Regions from separate parts of the Homo sapiens genome. Here region 2 is linked to region 1. A link is a loop called in an ENCODE intact Hi-C map of the cell type or tissue named here. Cell type or tissue: GM12878. All regions are shown on one strand. Links, peaks and the distances in the headings refer to the core of each region. The heading gives the core; the rest is flanking DNA. Region 1 has its middle 90 kb from the start of BCL2L14. Region 2 overlaps ETV6 (ETS variant transcription factor 6).

Evidence for each region. Hi-C counts contacts between places; a loop is a spot of excess contacts. Peaks named below come from ENCODE experiments on the same cell type or tissue, not always from the same donor. Only the 100,000 strongest peaks of a DNase experiment are listed, where the experiment ranks them.
Region 2: it touches region 1 in a loop (10-fold over the local background); 1 of 110 quality-filtered maps calls a loop at or near these places.

What each region holds. Positions count from the first base shown.
Region 1 is chr12:11,978,369-11,983,752 of GRCh38, reverse strand. No RefSeq gene overlaps it. Among named protein-coding and RNA genes, the nearest start is that of BCL2L14, 90 kb to the left of the region's middle. In GM12878, for the core only: no CTCF peak of the experiment used is centred there; DNase peaks (open chromatin) are centred at 1,380, 2,422, 2,952 and 3,462; H3K4me3 peaks cover 446 bases; H3K27ac peaks cover 2,893 bases.
Region 2 is chr12:11,778,359-11,783,742 of GRCh38, reverse strand. All of the region lies in intron 2 of ETV6 (ETS variant transcription factor 6), which reads right to left. Among named protein-coding and RNA genes, the nearest start is that of ETV6, 130 kb to the right of the region's middle. RefSeq lists an enhancer at 2,961-3,030. In GM12878, for the core only: no CTCF peak of the experiment used is centred there; DNase peaks (open chromatin) are centred at 2,802 and 4,342; H3K4me3 peaks cover 1,089 bases; H3K27ac peaks cover 5,000 bases.

The sequences.
Region 1 (5,384 bases), core at 145-5,144:
TTTAGCCTAGAGGAGAAGCTGAAGAAACAGGATATTTAGCCTAGAGGAGAGAAGAGTGGAGGATGACATGTTTCATATATTTGAAGGGCTGTCTTGTGAAAGATCTAGATGGACAAGAAGGGCAGAATCCACTCAGTACATAGAAGTTATAGGGAAAGTAATATAAGTTCAATACACAGAGAGAAATTGTAATATTAAGAGCTATCTCAGAAGATATGAGCATAGATTTACTGCTCTGTTCCCATTGCTGGTAGACATTCAGGACAAAATAGTCAGCAGAGAAGGTTTGCTTCTTGCCCTGATGGCAGCTGCAGTCTAGTGAGGAAGACAGAAATGGCTCAGATCATCACACATTCATAAATGTATATGGTAAAGCATGACAATTAGGCCTTAGACCATTGACTGTGGAGAAGCAAGGGATAGTTGACCATTTGTAGACCTCGTATAGACAGGATTTGTGCTCATGTAGGGTCTAAATTAAATGACTTATGACCTCTCCCAGTTCATTTCTAGAAATGGACTTTAAGTAGTGCTACAGTGGGAAGAACAGAAAAGATTTACCTTGGAGGGCAAAGTGAATTTCAAATTTGTGGGACTTCTACAGTGGACTTTTGAAAGTTCCACAATAGGTCACCATTACTAAACCCGGTTGTGCTATTATCTTGATAAGTAGAGGACGCTGGTTGAACACATTAGAGTTCAATGACTTGAGAACCTGATGACTTAGTCATTTTGGGAAAAGTAAAAATCCTCTAAAATCTGTAAATTTTCTCAAAATTCTGAAAAGTTTTTCCACTGAGGACTTTTTTTTTTTAAAAACCTCCCTTTTGCCCGAGAAAATAACCAGGAAAGAAATCATAAAAATGCTTTTTTCAGATCTCCCAATGTCTAAATATATCAATATACAAAACATGGTAATTTTATGAGTGAAACAAGTTATACATAATGCATTTTTTTGTTCCTAAACGAACAGCATGACTTTATATCTGTAAAGGGCACTAAAAATAAGTTTTGCATGTATTTCAATCCCCTGCCCCTAAATTTTCTTTGAAGAATTTTTTTTTGTTCTTCCATGGCTTAAAATTTCTGAAAAATAAATGTATCTAGTCTGTTCCTTTGTTCTTGCTGCCTGGTAGCTTGTGTTCTATTCCTGTGAAGTTTAGGGGTATGAAATAAACTGTTCTTTTAGCTTAACTGATACAGAAGGCTTAACTCTCTCAAACGCCTCACATTTACCTGCGGTTGTCTAGAGAGCAAAAGATGGGGGATGAGTGTTCTGTCAATGGTTTTAACCAAGTTGAGCTCCTTCATTTCTTTCCAGCTTAGTTTCCATGAGGGCCTGCCAGGTACAATAACATACAGCAAGGACTAAAGAACCATACAGCTAGACAGTAATTTGTCTTCATGACATCACTGAGAGACATTCAGGCAAAAAGGCTGTTACTAGTGTGGGGGCATTGGCAAGAGGATCAGCTTTTGAAGTCTGGACAGTGTGGTTGGGGGCCAACAGTCTTGGGCTCTGCCACCAATTCTGTGGGGCCATGGGCAGGTTGCTCATCCTCTCTGAGGCCTCCATCTATTCACTGAAGGATAAAGATATTGACACAATCTCCATGGTCCTCCTAGGCTTTAACATGCCATGCATCTATTTATCTTGGGAAGATACATTATGAAGTCAGAAGGTCAGAGGATGGATAGAAGGTTATATGTATGGTAGAGTTGGAATTTCTTGTTTCTGAATGGCACTGTGGTCTTTTGGGTAAGCATGTTCTTTGCTGGGCGGTCTTGATTTTCTATGGGGAGGATTGAAAATCCAAGGGAAAGGAAAAGAGGGTTGACAGAAGAGAATGACTTCTTCCGGTGCCAAAAAAGCTCTGTTCCATAGCAGTAATAATTTCAACAACTGCTGTATCCTGTGTGACCTTGGTATCTCTTGGGGGGTAGAGTTGGAGAAGGAATGGTTCCTCAGTTTCTGATGCTGTTTTGTTGGCTTATTTCCTTCAAAAGCCTTCCCTTGAAAGCCTGGCTTAGTTTACAGTCAGCCAGCCTGACACTGGCTCTGAGCTAGTCCTGACCCATTCTGATAATGCCTAGGCCCCTCCCCACTGCCATGGTGATGGAGATGGGCTGAGGAGCTGGGTGGCATTTCTATCCTAGTGATACAAGAGTCCGTAGGGTTCTTTTGCCCTTCCAGAAATGACGCCAAGGGCAGGATTCCCAGGCGGCCACCAGGGAGCCAGATCTTGTTTTGTCTCCAGCTTGGTTGGCAGACTTAAGAGGCTGAGATGAGCATCTGAAGTTCGGAGTGCTTCAGGCTGATTCAAAACTTAAGCTGGGTTCTTTAAAATTTTGAGTGAATTGTCACCAACGTGCAAAATGTACATACGTGCTCTTTCAAAAATGACTAATCTCCACCCAACCACACTATTTCCTTTCTTGCTGCCCACATTTTAACACCACAAGGGTGGTTCTATTTATTGTCAATAAGGCACTGCTTAGATTTCTTAGATCTGAAAATGAAAATAAATGCCTCAGTTTGTATATGAAGTGACGTGAGTTATTATGCATGCAGAAAGTAATTGTGAAAAACTGGAAATAACCTAAACTTCCATCAATGGGGTGTTGGTTAAGTAATTTATGGTAATTTATAAATGAAATATAAGGCAGAATTTAAAATGATGATATAGACATATCTTTGTTGATGAGGAAAATTGTTCTAATGTGAAAAGTGGTATGTAATAGATGACCCCATTTTTGCAAAAATAAATAAATAAATAAATTGCATATACTGTAAATTTGAAAAAAATCTGTAAGCGAGAACTCACCTAGGCATTTGTAGTTGAGAGATGAGAACAAGAATTTCTGGTGTTCAAATGGCCTTAACATTTTCTCAGAGCCTTAAAATTTTCACGACACTGTTTAGGTAGCAGCACCTTGATTTCCAATGCCCAAAGTAGTCCATGTATAAAGGATTTGAATGGCAGCTAATTAGGGGTGATGGGGTTTTAGATGGTTGTGTTTTCTACTCACTAGATTGATTCCCCCCACACACAATAAGCATGTATTGCCTTTGAAATATAATAGTAAACATAAGATAATCAGGAGAACATCCTTTGCTTGTTATGTTTTGGTTGAAATTAATTTAAACCTCGTATAGTTCAAACTGCTACATCTCCTTCCTCCCCTCACTCCCCTTTTGTCTCTAAGTTCTTTATACTCAGTTATTTTGCATAATCGTGTCCCCTTCCAATTAATGGTGATGTCTTGACACATCGCAGGTTGGGAGGAACTTTCCAAAAAGAAAACTTGTTCTTTCTCTATTTAGCCTTATAATGCTGACTTCTTGGCATTCTGGCTCACCTGCAGGGGTTGTGCATGTGGTCTGGGAAGCCAAAGGAGAAAATCAGAAGTAGTCAGAAGAGGAACTGGTCAAGATTTAACCAGTGGAGATTTAACCATCACAGTGGATAATAGAATTGCTATTCTCAATTCATCACAGCACTTAAAGAGAATTATTCATCAACACCCTTGCTGTGACCTCATGGTGGGAGGAGTGTCCTTCTTGCCCCTTAACTTTGGGTTTGGCCAAAAAGAATACTTGTTAGATGTGATGGCAGAGGCTTGAAAAGAGCTTGCGCATTAAAGCTTGATCTTTTTGTATCTCAGTGACCATGATGGGAAGAACTTTCCCCAGGCAGCTGTTATCCACTCAGCTTAGGCCCAGAATGAACACGCTTGCCTACAGCTCAACCTATAGGCTGGAGCTAAGGACAGGTTGGCGTTAAGCACAGCCGAACTGTAGCCTTGCTCAGCCTAGAGCCGCTGAACCACAGTCAGTCTTGCAGACCTGTAGACGTGAGACTAAATTCTTGTGTTGTTGTTGTTGTTGTTTTTGAGACAGAGTTTCGCTCTTGTTGCCCAGGCTGGAGTGCAATGGCGTGATCTTGGCACACTGCAATGTCTGCCTCCCAGGTTCAAGTGATTCTCCTGCCTCAGCTCCCGAGTAGCTGGTACTACAGCCATGCACCACCATGCCCAGCTAATTTGTATTTTCAGTAGAGATGGAGTTTCTCCATGTTGGTCAGGCTGGTCTTGAACTACTGACCTCAGGTGATCTGCCCACCTTGACCTCCCAAAGTGCTGGGATTACAGGCATGAGCCACCATACCCAGCGAAATCCTTGTTGTTTTAAGCCATTGGATTTTTAGGTGGTTTCTTATACAGTATTAATGAGGATAGATTATTGGGATAAATCTGCTAAACAGAACCTTGTGGGTCCCTGCTGGCTAGAAAGGGATTTCTGGCCACTTGTGCATATGGGTATATAAAATTATACAGAGATGTTATGACAATAACCTGGGAAATAAAAGAATATGGTTAACCATATTCCCATCCTTGGTAACCAACTGACACTAATTTTTGATCCAGGGCAAGTGTTTCTTTACCTGATTAATGCCTCCCAGAATTATTTGAGCTCTTCAAATTAAAGATAACATTGCCAATATTGTAGCTCTAGGTCCACAGTCATTCAGCTTGTTGTCAATGCCTGACTATTGAGTGAGTCATTATGAATAGTTTACAAGCTGGGGAGTCTAGACTGTCCTATTGACTCTGGGTTTTCTGTCAATCTAATTTTTTTTTCATATGCCCTCTTTCCTCCCATTTTAGCTTTGCTCGTGTGAAATCCAGCAGGCTGCTAGACAGATCAGAGGTCATGGTGGAGAATGGTGGCAGAAAACTCACAGAGATGGTGGCAGAAATATTAGATATATTTTGCTTTCTGTCCAAGAATTTTGCAATCTGGGGGTTTCCTTGAAGCTGAAATTGTGTTTAGCTTCCCAAGTGCAAGCATTATCCAGGTTCACCTTCTCCCATGCTTGGCAGGAAATGTAGAATCCTTTCTTGGATGCTTGCCTCATGTGCATCAACTGTTAATGCACATTAGACGGCTGCAGCCCAGCCCTGGGATGGCACTCTTGAGGAACATGGGCTCAGGATCATTAGTGCATACAGGTAGCCTGCCATTTCCCTGTAACAATGAGGAATGAGGTCCAGTCAAGGCCTTGACACAAAGCACACCCAGAAGGCAGCATGGATGGAGCTAGAAGCCAGAGCTGCAAGACTCCGGATCCCCCACTGCCTGCCTTTCTTGCCTTCTTCCTTCCTTCCTTCCTTCCTTCCTCTCTCTCTCCCTCCCTCCCCCCCCCTCTGTCTCTCTTTCTTTCTTTCTTTCTTTCTTTCTTTCTTTCTTTCTTTCTTTCTTTCTTTCTTTCTTTCTTTTCTTTCTTTCTTTCTGATGGAGCCTTGCTCTGTCGCCCACTGGCTCACTGCAATCTTTGTTTCATGGGTTCAAGTGATTCTCCTGCCTCAACCTTCCAAGTAGC
Region 2 (5,384 bases), core at 322-5,321, 200 kb after region 1:
TGATTTCAGTGTAACAAGTGTCCATCTTTCCATTGAAAATGAAATAATACCTCCATTTTTACTTTGCCTCTTATTTTTTCTCACTTCTACAAGGACTCTGTTCCATAAATCACCCCATATTTCTCCTTTATTTTCAACTCTCTGATTCTTACCAACAATTCTACATGGCTAAATACCGTCCATTAAATAAACAAAACAAAAGCAAAAACCTCCCTTCACCCGCTGTTGCCTTCCAGATCCTATCTTTTCTCTCGATTCCAATCCAGTAAGAGAGTCATCTATAATCACTTTCTTCCACATTTCAACCCACAGCAATCAGGTTTCCACCTGCCTCTCCCCGCCACAGAAATTGTGCTTACTGGGTCACTGATGACTTCCCTACTTGGAAAAGCCAAAGACACCTTCAGTCCTCATCTTACCTGAATTCTATGCAGCATCTGATTGGGCAGGATCATTCTTTCCTTCCTGAAATTCTCCTTCCTTGATCTCTGTGATTTCCCTCCTGTCTCTCTGGGGAGCCCTCTTATAGGCTCTTCCTTCTCGTCTTGCCACTCTAGATAATGGGCTCCACGGAGACTTGTCTTTTCTGCTTCCCATCCCTTGCTCCTCATCTGATCTGCCACTCACCTTGCCCAATCAATCTGCTTAATCACTTGAATGTTTCTCTTTCACTCCATCTCTCTGACACTGCTTTGGCTTGTACTTATTTTTTTCTCACCTAGATCATTGCTACAGCTGCTACCTACAAAAGCCTTCTGAACACACATCCCTTCTCTCCCCTATTTAAACTTCCAGCACAAAATCTAAACTCCTTAGCATGGCATACCCTAGTCATCTTTTCTTCTTTAGCCAGTCAATAGATGTATACTTATAATACATATACCTCCCATATTTTTCTTAAACATGGAAACAATTTAATTGCATTTCTTCTGTCAACACACCTGAGGTTATCTTATAAATCATTTTACACTCATACAAACCAAGGTGTTATAGTTCTAAATTACTTTTTGAGAATTAAAAAATTCAGAGAGAAATAGGACATAACCAAGCAAGAGTGTCTCACTCTGTAGTCAATACCTTGCACATCTACATAACAGACTGACTCCAAGCATTTCCCAGTGATTCCCCAATCCCTCTGTCTTTCCACATTAGTGAACATCCTACAAAGCCAATTTTAAAATGAAAAACAAAATATGAGCCTATTATTACAAATGTGCAGTCGCAGAAAACACAAATGCACACATACTGTGTGAGTAAAATAAAAAACACACTGTCTCTTAATAATAAAATGTTTAACATTTCACATTTCAGATAACGTTTCAGCTGTCTTTCCAGGTTAAAAACTCCTCTCAGACAAAAACAAAAAGTCTTCTTTTCTCTCTTAAAATCACCGAGAGTAGATACATTGATTAACAACAGTTTAACAAACTGTTAAACTACCACTGACCCACGAAGATTGTTCACATCTACCACTGACCCAAGAAGATGTCTTGCCTAAGCTGAAGTAGAAGGTTTTAGATTTGCCATGAGTAGACGAGTAAAGTGAAAGAGGGTACTTGGTAAAGATTTTACAGAGAGCCAAGCAGTGCATCTGATTTCAGCAAATAACTTGACAGTCTATCCTGACTTTTTCTTATGGGTTAGGCTGACAGTCAATTGATATGTAGTACCATTGTGCATATTTGCAAAAATGATAATGTGTCATTTATGGCATATGGCAGCAAAGAGATTTATTTGCCAGAAAACATAATCACAATATACTTGTTAACTATAAAGTTAACTTTATAGTTTTAAAACTATGCCTACCTGGAAGGCAGTCTCTAGCGGTATGCCACAGGGATCTTTCACAGGTCCCGTCCCATTCAATCTTTTTCCCTTCCAAATAATTAACATAAAGGTACAGAGAAAGTACTCATCTAATATAGAAGCCATAAAGTAGGAAAGAGGAGTTTATAGAAGGGATGATAGGCATTACCTCAGCCAACTTAAATAAAACGTAATAGGGTTAAATGTAAAGGCATATATTTTAAGTTTAAAAAATCCACAAAAGAAGAGTTCTGACTTTGGCTATAGTCCAAGTAAAAACGATCAATGTGAATACAACACAAATATTAAAATGCTAACATAACCTTTTGTTGCATTAATAAAATAACTGCCTATCCATTCAGCAATTAGTTTGCACATATTAGACGAAAAATACTGTTAAAGTAACTGTTTCATTTTGGGTAAATGGCAAAGCTGAGCATCAAATCCATATCTGATTCCAAAGTTCTGTCTCTAGACTTAATGTAGAAAGAATACACCCTATCTGGTTTCACATGGCAAAACTAGAACCAAGAGCAAAGTGACAGTGAGGTGAGTTTCAACTCTATTTTTCACATCTAGCACCATCCAAGAACGGGACGAAAAGGGGGCAGGGAAGTACTTCCCACTGAATACACACAAGCAGGGGAGGACTGTCCTGCTATCTCTGGGATGCTAAAGAGACAGTCGTGACGTGGATGACAAGTTGAAATATATCATCTCTGAGGTCCTTCACAATTCTTAGACTCATCGATCTTTATGAGAAATTATTAAAGGCAATTGAAAAATAAACACTTCCTAAGAGTTGGACATTGTACATATTAAACCAGCCTCATGTTTTTCTTAAAGCAGGGGTTTACTGTTGTATCATGAGGCAAGTTTCCTAGCATGCAAACAGAATTAGGAAACAAAACTCATTGAGATTTGCATAGTTTGCTAACATCTTGTACCTGTAACTGAAAGTAGGGGGAAACCCAAGCTGTTCACCTTTGGTGTGCTGATCTGGGGGAATGCAGATGTGGAACTGCTTAACTTCGCCATGAAGAAAGCTTCCACAGGACGTAAGAACAAGATGAAACACACTGCTATACAGTAACTTACAATCATCTACTAGACTTCTATATTTTTGTCTGCTCAGCATCCACATACCGCATGTGGGGGAATCCCAAGATTGGCAGAGCTTTCTCCCCTGTTCCCTGGAACATAACCTGGACTCAGCCAATTAGATGCACTTGCCACAGTGTTTGAGTCTTAAGGGAGTGACCAATTCCCCAGGGATGGTGAGATGTTATTTATGGCAGAGGTGCTAGTCTCACGAATTCATGTGTCCACTGGCAGCCGAGCTGTGGTGGCATCCTAATAAAACTGTCCTTATGGCTCCATCTCAGCTAAGCTCCGGGCTGCCAAGTATCCTTTTGCTTCTGCTACCTTATCAGCCAATGAGCTGCCCAATATACCTCCAATAAAAGCTTTTTTTTTCTCTGTGATTAAGTTGTTCAGAGCTTTTTGTTGTTATTTGCAAGGAAGAACTGGTATACTTCTAAAGTGTTACACCACAGAATGAATTTAGGTGAATATTTGCTGTTGTCCCAGGGCAGTAAAAAAGGATACAGGCTACTGAACCTAAAACCTATTCTAATATAAACCCCAAATTTTCTTCTAAAAGGCTGGCAACCCAAGTGACAGATATTAATATAATCTCAACTTAAAAAAACAAAAACAGCTACATCTATCAAACTAGAGGTTGTAACAGTTACAGTTCTATGAATATACTGTGTAATAAATTAAAACTTTCAGACTGGGTCATTTATTCAGCACATACTTAGTGGAAGCCTTCTCTGTACCAGAAAGAGAGAAAAGGAATGGTTTCTAATTAACTCTTTTGTTTTTCAGCATCTGTGTGAAAGCAGAGAAGGCTAAAGGTAGAGCGTGTGTGAAAAATATGGGCAAAACCTTTTAAAAAGTCATGTCATCTATTTGTAATTGCATAAAGCTTTATTTCTTGTAAATTTTATCAGCTCATTTAATTACACAGCACACTAGGCAAATGCAGAAGGGAATGAATGGTTACTTCTCAGCAATTCTCTTCACACTTTTTATCTCTGTAAAGAAGGATTCTCATCATGCACTGAACAGTCACAGTGAGCACCGTCTATACCAACCAATTTTCTAATAAAAACTTGGCTATCTGGAAAAGCTCTGAAATGAACCATTCTAGAGATCCAAGTTTTCCAGGGTACCATACTAAGCACCAAAGGTTATTTCAGTGATTATTTTAACAACTCTAGGGGAATTTTTCTACATTATATATTTTCCTTCTGGCAGAAAAGAGAAAAATAGCAGGCAGCCAAATGGTTGCGTCACTTGAACTATGTCATTTCAATCCTGGAAATATTTCTGTCTTGATTCCCTAGGTAGAAAAGTGGGCCTCGGTATGGAGGCTATTTTTAGAGTCTGACTTCTTTTTTGAGCAATCCATTCCTTTCTTGACGTGAATGATTACCAAGTCTAGCTTTGAACTACAGTTTCAGATCAGAAATAAGCACATCACAGGAAAAGTCAAAGGAGTTTCAAGTTTTTAAGATGGGAACTGAACAAATTCAGTACTGAGTTCTGGGGAAGGGCTTGTGTGCTCAATTTCTGCCAAATATATTTGCTGCAGTGATCCTCTAAGAACCATAAAAAGTACAAGCTGTAAAAGAGCAAATCATTTCTAAAATGATGAAAGGCTGAGTTTTAAAAGAGGACTTATTCGGGAAAGCATGCACAAATATACGCAGAGACGCACGTGTGCATCCACAAAGAGAGAAGTCAACAGGCTCAACTTGTATGTTTGGTCGAAGCCCAAATCTATGAAAAAATAGAGCAAAGCATTTAATCTGGCTCTGAAGTATTCAGGGCCTAGATATAGGAAGGACAAAAGCCACGCTAGTATCTACTTACAATGTAAATCTGGTTTTGGTTGTTTGCGAGATAAAATAACCACCAACCCAAGTCTGACAGTTTGACAGTGTTCAAGAAGCTACAATAAGGGGGCAGCCCTAGGGCTGTATCACTTGAGCAATCAGTTTTACAAACGAATAATGTGTCTAATCCTCTAAGGCCTTTTATCCTGAAATCACTCACACGGAGGGCTCCAATCTTAAAGAAAGAACTTAGCTTTTATATAAACCATGCAATACAAGCCCAGTGTACATAACTGGACTAATTTAATGGTGTTTGAAAGAAGAGTGATTTTTTTTTTAAGAAAGAAAAACTAAGAGCTCTATGGCTCAACAAGGGAGTTACCTTTCTCTTCCTCCAATAAGGCATCAAAGTTTCAGGCAGAGTTGGGAATGATCTACCCTCCACAAGGAAAAGGCAGCAGGACATCCACATAGGTTTTCACTCAGTGCCTCAGCCTGCTTCTTCTGGTTTGATTCAACACGCATATATTGAGAGCATCAGGCACTATACCCAGCCCCAGGAATCTCAGATGGTTACAAGAAAACACTGCCTTCCAGGAACTCAGGATGAGCACCAGCCAGGCCTCATTTTCTGGGAAAAAAGTTTCTTCTAGGGACACCTCTCCTCAAGTGGCT